Linked DNA regions of Homo sapiens: region 1 is linked to region 2. Evidence: chromatin contacts called from ENCODE Hi-C data. All regions are on one chromosome and are shown on one strand. The core of a region is the stretch at or near the end of the contact, and the rest is flanking DNA. Distances in the headings are between cores, read along the strand shown. Region 1 holds the start of ZNF805 (zinc finger protein 805). Region 2 holds the start of LINC01530 (long intergenic non-protein coding RNA 1530).

Region 1 (3,472 bases), core at 317-2,816, 5.6 Mb after region 2:
CCTCGACCTCCTGGGCTCAAGAGATCCTCCCATCTCAGCCTCCTGAGTAACTGGAATTACAGGGGTGTGCCACAATGCTCAGCTAATTAAAAATTTTTTTTGAGTAGGCTGGATGCTGTGGCTCATGCCTGTAATCCCAGCACTTTGGGAGGCCAAGGTGAGTGGATCACTTGAGCACAGGAGTTCAAGACCAGCCTGGGCAGCATGGTGAAACTGACTACAAAAACTACAAAACAAAACAAAAAAACCCTCAATTTGCTGGGCGTGGTGGTGCGTGCCTGCAGTCCCAGCTACTTGGGTGGCTGAGGTGGGAGGATCACTTGAACCCTGGAGTTTGAGGCTGCAGTGAGCTGTGATCGCGCCACTGCACTATGGCCTGAGCAACAGAGCGAGACCCTGTCTCAAAAAATATATATATAAATATATATATAAATATATATGTGCATATATATACGTATATATACATATGTATATATACGTATATATGTATATATGTATATATAAATATATGTATATATAAGTAGAGAGAGAGAGAGAGAGAGAGACGGAGTCTCACTCTGTCGCCCAGGCTGGAGTGCAGTGGCGCGATCTCGGCTCACTGCAAGTTCCGCCTCCCGGGTTCACATCATTCTCCTGCCTCAGCCTCCCGAGTAGCTGGGACTACAGGCGCCAGCCACCACGCCCGGCTAATTTTTTGCATTTTTAGTAAAGACGGGGTTTCATCGTGTTAGCCAGGATGGTCTCGATCTCCTGATCTCGTGATCTACCCGCCTCGGCCTCCCAAAGTGCTGGGATTACAGGCGTGAGCCACCGCGCTCTATTTTTTTTCTTTTCTTTTTCTTTTTTTTTTTTTTTTGGTACCAATGAGGTCTCGCTCTGTCGCCCAGACTGTTCTCAAACTCCTGTCCTCAAGCGATCCTCCTGCCACAGACTTCTGGGACCACAGGTGTGCGCCAGCACACTCAGCTTATTTTAAAAAAATTTTTTTTTTTTTTGGTAGTCTCCCTATGTTGCTCAAGCTGGTCTTGAGCTCCTGGGCTCAAGCGATCCGCCCCCCTTGGCCTCCCAATGCGCTGGGATCCCAGGCCTGAGGCATCGCGCCGCCCGACGTCCCCCTTTGGTTACTCTGACTGCCCGCTGATCTGTATAAGAGGATCCGGAGGGGAAATAATGCAAGGTGGAAGTCAGAGTCCGGAGCCTGGTCCAGGGTCTCTGCACTGGCCCTGACCCTGGCAAATGTCCCTGACTCCTGGGGCTCGATTTCCTCCGGCCAAGAATGGACGGTCTCGCGCTTGGTCCCTGGCCTCCGAGTTGTGCCCCCAGGACAGAGGCAGGTCTGAGCCGGGCTGTAGGCCCGCTGCGACTTTTACACCGAGGCCTGCCGGCTCAGGATCTGTCCCCTTTGCAGGTGGTTTGTAGAGAAAAACTACATTAACTACAAGGCATTGCCAGGTGCGACGGCGGGCCCTGGGGCCAATGATGGTCCAGGACAGGGGCGTTTCCTGTGGGTTGCGAAGCTTGGGGCGGGACTTCCGGCATTTGGATGGGACGTAATTTGGGAGCGACGGTTCCGTCCACGCCGGCTCTAGGGAGGGGGCGGTGTTCCGTGGCCGCCTCCCTGGCGGCGCTGGGGAAATGAGCAGGTAGGAGGCCGACAGCGACCTCCGCGTCTCGGAGCGAACCGTGAGCCTCCCCGTAACGAGAGAGTTTGACTGTCAGCCAAGGTCACCGGGCCCGGCGCAGGGAAGGGGTGGGGCTCGGCTGAGCCCGCGAGACCCGCCCTGCTCGCCGCAGCCCCCGCCCCGCTAGGGCCACAGGGTCCCGGTATGGCGATGGCTTTGACGGACCCGGCGCAGGTGAGTGGACAAGGTTTCGGCCTTGCTGCTTTTCTGCTAGTTCGGGGAAGCCTCCTGGGCAGGCCGGAAGCCAAGACAGCCACAGGATTCCTCTTTGTAGTTTTGTTTGTTTACGAAACGTGGAGCAGGCTCGTCACTTAGTTTATCTCCTGTCGTGGTAGTACCTGAGAGACTGAATATTGAAGCGGACAGTAGGCAGACTATACATCGATTATAGGGCTGTGACGTACAATTTTTTTGTAGCAACCTGCCCAGGAAACCAGCCTCCTGTTCTGCAATAAACTACTCTGGAAGCCAGTCTGCCTTAAGTTAGTCTTGCAAGGAGCTAGATTACTCTCTGGTGACATTTCAGGAGGCTAAACGGTAACTCCTGGAACAGTAGGCCCCAAATAGGACTTGATTTGTAACTGACTGTTCTAATTTTTGCCTCCGCCTCCAAAAGAGGACCAAGCAGAGAAAGCCATACGTGCTCAGCCTAACCAATCACATACGATGCCCCACTTCTAGTTAGCCCTTCTGCAGCTTTCCACTGCTAAAGTGTCAGGCCTCTGAAAGCTGCTTAATAATTGCTTGAAGGATGGATGAAGTTCCACTCCAGGGACTCCCGTCACACACATCATCCGAACTCAGCCTTGGCCTGCAAGTCCCTACCCGGTCCACTATGGCTGACCACCTCTGTCCTTGTTTCCTTCCTTTCCTCCCTGGCTCAGCGCTTCAGACACAGGTCCACTATGGCTGACCACCTCTGTCCTTGTTTCCTTCCTTTCCTCCCTGGCTCAGCCCTTCAGACATATCAATCTGATCACGCAGAGTTCTTTCCTACCCCTCAGCCTTCACCTTTACAGTTCATTCAGCCTCAGACACTATCCTCAGATCTCTGCAAGACCCTTTCACATCTTGTTGGCTCTGCTCAAATGTCACTTCTTTAAAGCGGCCTTTCATGGCAGTTCAGACTAAAGTAGTCCCCTTCTCACCTGCCCTTGGTCTAGCGTTTTTGTATAGAGAATCTGGCAAAGTTTTAGACACCTACTGAGTTGAGGTCTTAAAGGATTTTGTGGGGACAAAGAGCATAAATAATAACACAAGAACTGTAACGGTTGGCCTTCATTGAGTCCTTGATGTGAACTGAGAAATGGGCATTATTTATCATCTCATTTAATCCTGATCTCCTTAAAGTGACATTCTATTATAAACACTGCTGTACACAAGAGGAGGTCAAGACTCCGACCTGTTTAGTTACCTGCTGAAAGTCACATAGCACTTAAGTAACAAACTCATATTTAGCGTGTGGACCACCAGAGCCTTTGTTTTTACAGACAGTTGGCTGAGAAGCCCTGAGGTGAACTTTGCAGTCTTTCCAGCAAGTCACAGTGGCCATTGGAAGCGAAAGGCAGACATTCCACTAGAGAGGACTGTGTAGACAAAGGCAAAGTGTGTTGGTTGTTTAAGGAGGTCCAAGAGGACTTATGAGGTTACCATGGTTCCCCCCATCCCCACCTGCTGAGACATGGCCTGGAAGGGCAAAATCCTGTGGTCTTTTGTTGGATGTTCGTCCTGCCTTCAGCCTATAGGGCATTTTGGCCAGTCATAAGCCTGGGTTCTCATGACCACAGCCT
Region 2 (2,962 bases), core at 435-2,934:
GGAGAAGGAGAAGGGAGGAAGGGAGGGAGGGGAAAGAAGATGGATGGACAGATGGAAGGAAGGAATTAGGGATGGCAGAAAGGAGATAAAATAAACTCTACTTTTAAAAGAAACCAGGTGGGGTGAGTGGGAGGGCTTCCCTGTGACCTTGGCCTCAGGGGCTCTTTCTGGCTTCCAGATAAGATACCCCTCAGCTTTGCACTGGGTCTCCTGAGGCTTGGAAGTTATGTCCACAGTGAGGTTGGTGTAGAGGGGCAGCCACTCTTTGGAGAGCAACCTGTAGCCCAGACAGTTGATGCCATCATCAGAGGATCCAGGGATCGGAGGATTGGCGGATCCGGGACAGAAGGCGAGGCCTGGAGGATGGGGAGGGGCAGCCATGTGAGCCTCAGGGAGGACCCAGAACCAACCACCCCACTTCCAACACTGATTCACCTCCAGGGCCTCTGCTTGTGGCCAGGATCTTCCCCCTCCAGCATATGGTAGCCTCTGAAAAGCAGGTGGGGCTGGGAGAGGAGCATCCCGCTTAGTTTCACCCTTCCAGAGACACAGGAAGGCATGGAGGCCAAACACCTGTCTCTGACAGGGTCCCCATGCCACAGCCCAGCCCTCCAGTCCAGGGTAGCCCATGTCCCCCTCAGCCCAGGGCGGCCCATACCTGCCTCATCATGTCAGGACCTGCAGCTCCTGCCTCCCACCTGGCAGTGATGTCATCCTCATCATCCCAACCCCACTACACGTTGGAGAAGCCATTTATCTTCAGGTAGTGAGTGGGGTGCAGGGCAAACACCCCTCCAAGGCACAAGCTAACGGCTTAATTGCTGTTGTTTCCCCATGTTCTGGCTTGCAGCACTTGTAACCTCTGGGCTCCTGCAGCCCTTAACATCTGATACCTTTACATTAAGATTTATCATCCTTATCTCTGGACCAGGCTGAATACACCTGTGTCCCGGTGCATCTGGCCAGCGGGTCAAAGGGCCTAGCACACAGATTAACAAATGAATGAGTTCCAGTTACCAAAGTTCAATCCTTGAGGTGGACAGAAGACGCCCAAGGCGTGTCTCCCATCACCCTTCACTCTCAATCCTCCTTATCAAGGGCCTCACGGGAATAGTGATAAGATCTCAGAATATACAGGAGGGAGCAGTTTCGGGAAGGGGGGCATTGGAAGGAAGTGGAGGGCTTGGATCTGGGGAGCAAGCGGGGAGAGTGCTCCGTTCCTTGGTTTTGGGATCTTGCCTTACGGGTCTCACCTGCCCTCCATCCTGGCTTCCACCTGGCAGGGTGTGTTTGTGTCAGAAAGACGATTGTGCGTAACTGTTCACCGCGTCCACGTCCCGAGAGTTGCGCACGCGTGGAGATCTGCAAAACGCTCCCTTTCAGCTCCGCGCATGCACAGAGACCCCACCCCGCAAGTCCTTGCCCTTCGGCCTGGGCAGGCGTCCACTCCCATGGCTGCAGGGCGCGCCGAAGAGCCCACTCTGCATCCCCGAGACGCGGCCCAATCCTAGGAATGTGCTTAGCGCAGGTGCTATCTTCCCTTTTCACATTCCCAATCTCTTTCTCCGCCCCCTCAAACTCTTGCCATACTCCCACAACAGCAGAAAATCTGAAAAAAAAGTCCATCCCATCTTTGCACTGACAGCAGTGCACAGCAGCTGGCAGAGAATTCTGGCACGGCTATTGTGCTTGCGCAGGCGCAGACGGGAAGCGGGCCGGACCGGCCTAGTACACTCTGGGAGGCGTGCGCAGAATGCGCAGCGCTGCCGCGAGGATCTCTGGGAACTGTAGGCCCAGTTTGTCCGAGAGCCGCAAGTGTTTCGGGACGACGCAACGCAGGGGCACCTGGGAGTCGTAGGCGGATGGGCCCAAAGCCTTCCGGGAGTCGTAGTCCTTCCGCCCGCTCCTCGTTTCTTTGGAGGTTGGCCCTTCCAGCTCCAGTTCTGCCCAGGTGAGCGCCCATCCCGCGGCCGGCCGGTCCTGGCCCTTTGTCGCGATGACGTGGCGGAGTTGAGGGTCTCTGTATTTCTCTCCCCCGCGTTCTGGTAGGCGTCCCTGGAAAGATGGCACCCTTTTCCGTGATCTCTCAATCCCTCTCTCCGGGTGGGAGTGCTCTAAGCAGCTGTTGTACCTGCTGACCCGCTTTGGATTCTGCGGCCCAGCCTGACACCTTCTCACTCTCGCCCTTCAACCTGGGTGCAGTGCGAGTGCACCCTCCTCTGTCCTGGTTACAACACAGAGTGGTCAGGGCTGGCCCAGGGGGTGCTCAGGAGGCTGTGGGAACACAGAGGAGGTGCTAGACCCAGCCCAGGGTTCAGGAAAGACCTTACAGAGCAAAGGACCTCAAATCTACCACATCCAAACGAAATCCCAGATTCCCTGTCCTAAACCTGCTCCTCTCACAATCTTTCTGCCTCCTCCCCACTAACTGTCCATCCAAGTGCTCAAGCCAAAATCTTGGAATGGTCGCCAGTGTTCTGTTTCTCTCATCCGCTTCCCTCCCGCAACCAAATCTTGTGTGAGTCTCATCGTCTCTATCTCCAGAAGAGGCCCAGAATCTAACCACTTCTCTCCACTTCCACTGTCTCCATTCTGCTCCGAGCTACCGTTACTCCTCACCTGCATCACTGCAGGGGCCTCCTCACTGTTCTGTTTCTTCCCTTGCCACACTCCACCCTCTATTCAGGCACAGTGCCAGGAAGCCTGTGGAAATATAAATCAGATCCTGTCACCAGTCACTACCCTGCCCCCCAGCTTAAAATCATCCAGTGGTTCCCATCTCAGAATAAAATCCAAGCTCCTTATCCTGCCAACCTCTAAGCTTCTGGTCCTTTCTGGTCGTCCTCAGTCACAACACACTTTCCAATGGGCTGAACACAGCCAGGCCCTGCCCTTCATGTCCTTTGCATTTGCTATTAACTCAATTTGGAGCATTCTTCCCACCCTGACCCAATATCTGTCT

Evidence for each region. Hi-C counts contacts between places; a loop is a spot of excess contacts on that map. Pooled maps may share reads with other maps.
Region 1: a pooled map shows a loop between it and region 2 (17-fold over the local background). The contact joins the promoter of ZNF805 here to the promoter of LINC01530 in region 2. A Hi-C loop is called at or near these places in 3 of 50 pooled maps.

Annotation. Positions count from the first base shown.
Region 1 is chr19:57,239,066-57,242,537 of GRCh38, forward strand. It overlaps ZNF805 (zinc finger protein 805), which reads left to right and starts at 1,567. Exons shown (of 4, transcript NM_001023563.4): 1 at 1,567-1,856. The coding sequence starts at 1,827. RefSeq lists enhancers at 1,165-1,384, 1,405-1,674 and a silencer at 1,795-1,864.
Region 2 is chr19:51,592,696-51,595,657 of GRCh38, forward strand. It overlaps LINC01530 (long intergenic non-protein coding RNA 1530), which reads right to left and starts at 1,685. Exons shown (of 2, transcript NR_034159.1): 1 at 1,254-1,685; 2 at 1-356. RefSeq lists enhancers at 129-764, 765-1,400, 1,401-2,036, 1,783-2,092, 2,303-2,352 and a silencer at 2,435-2,602.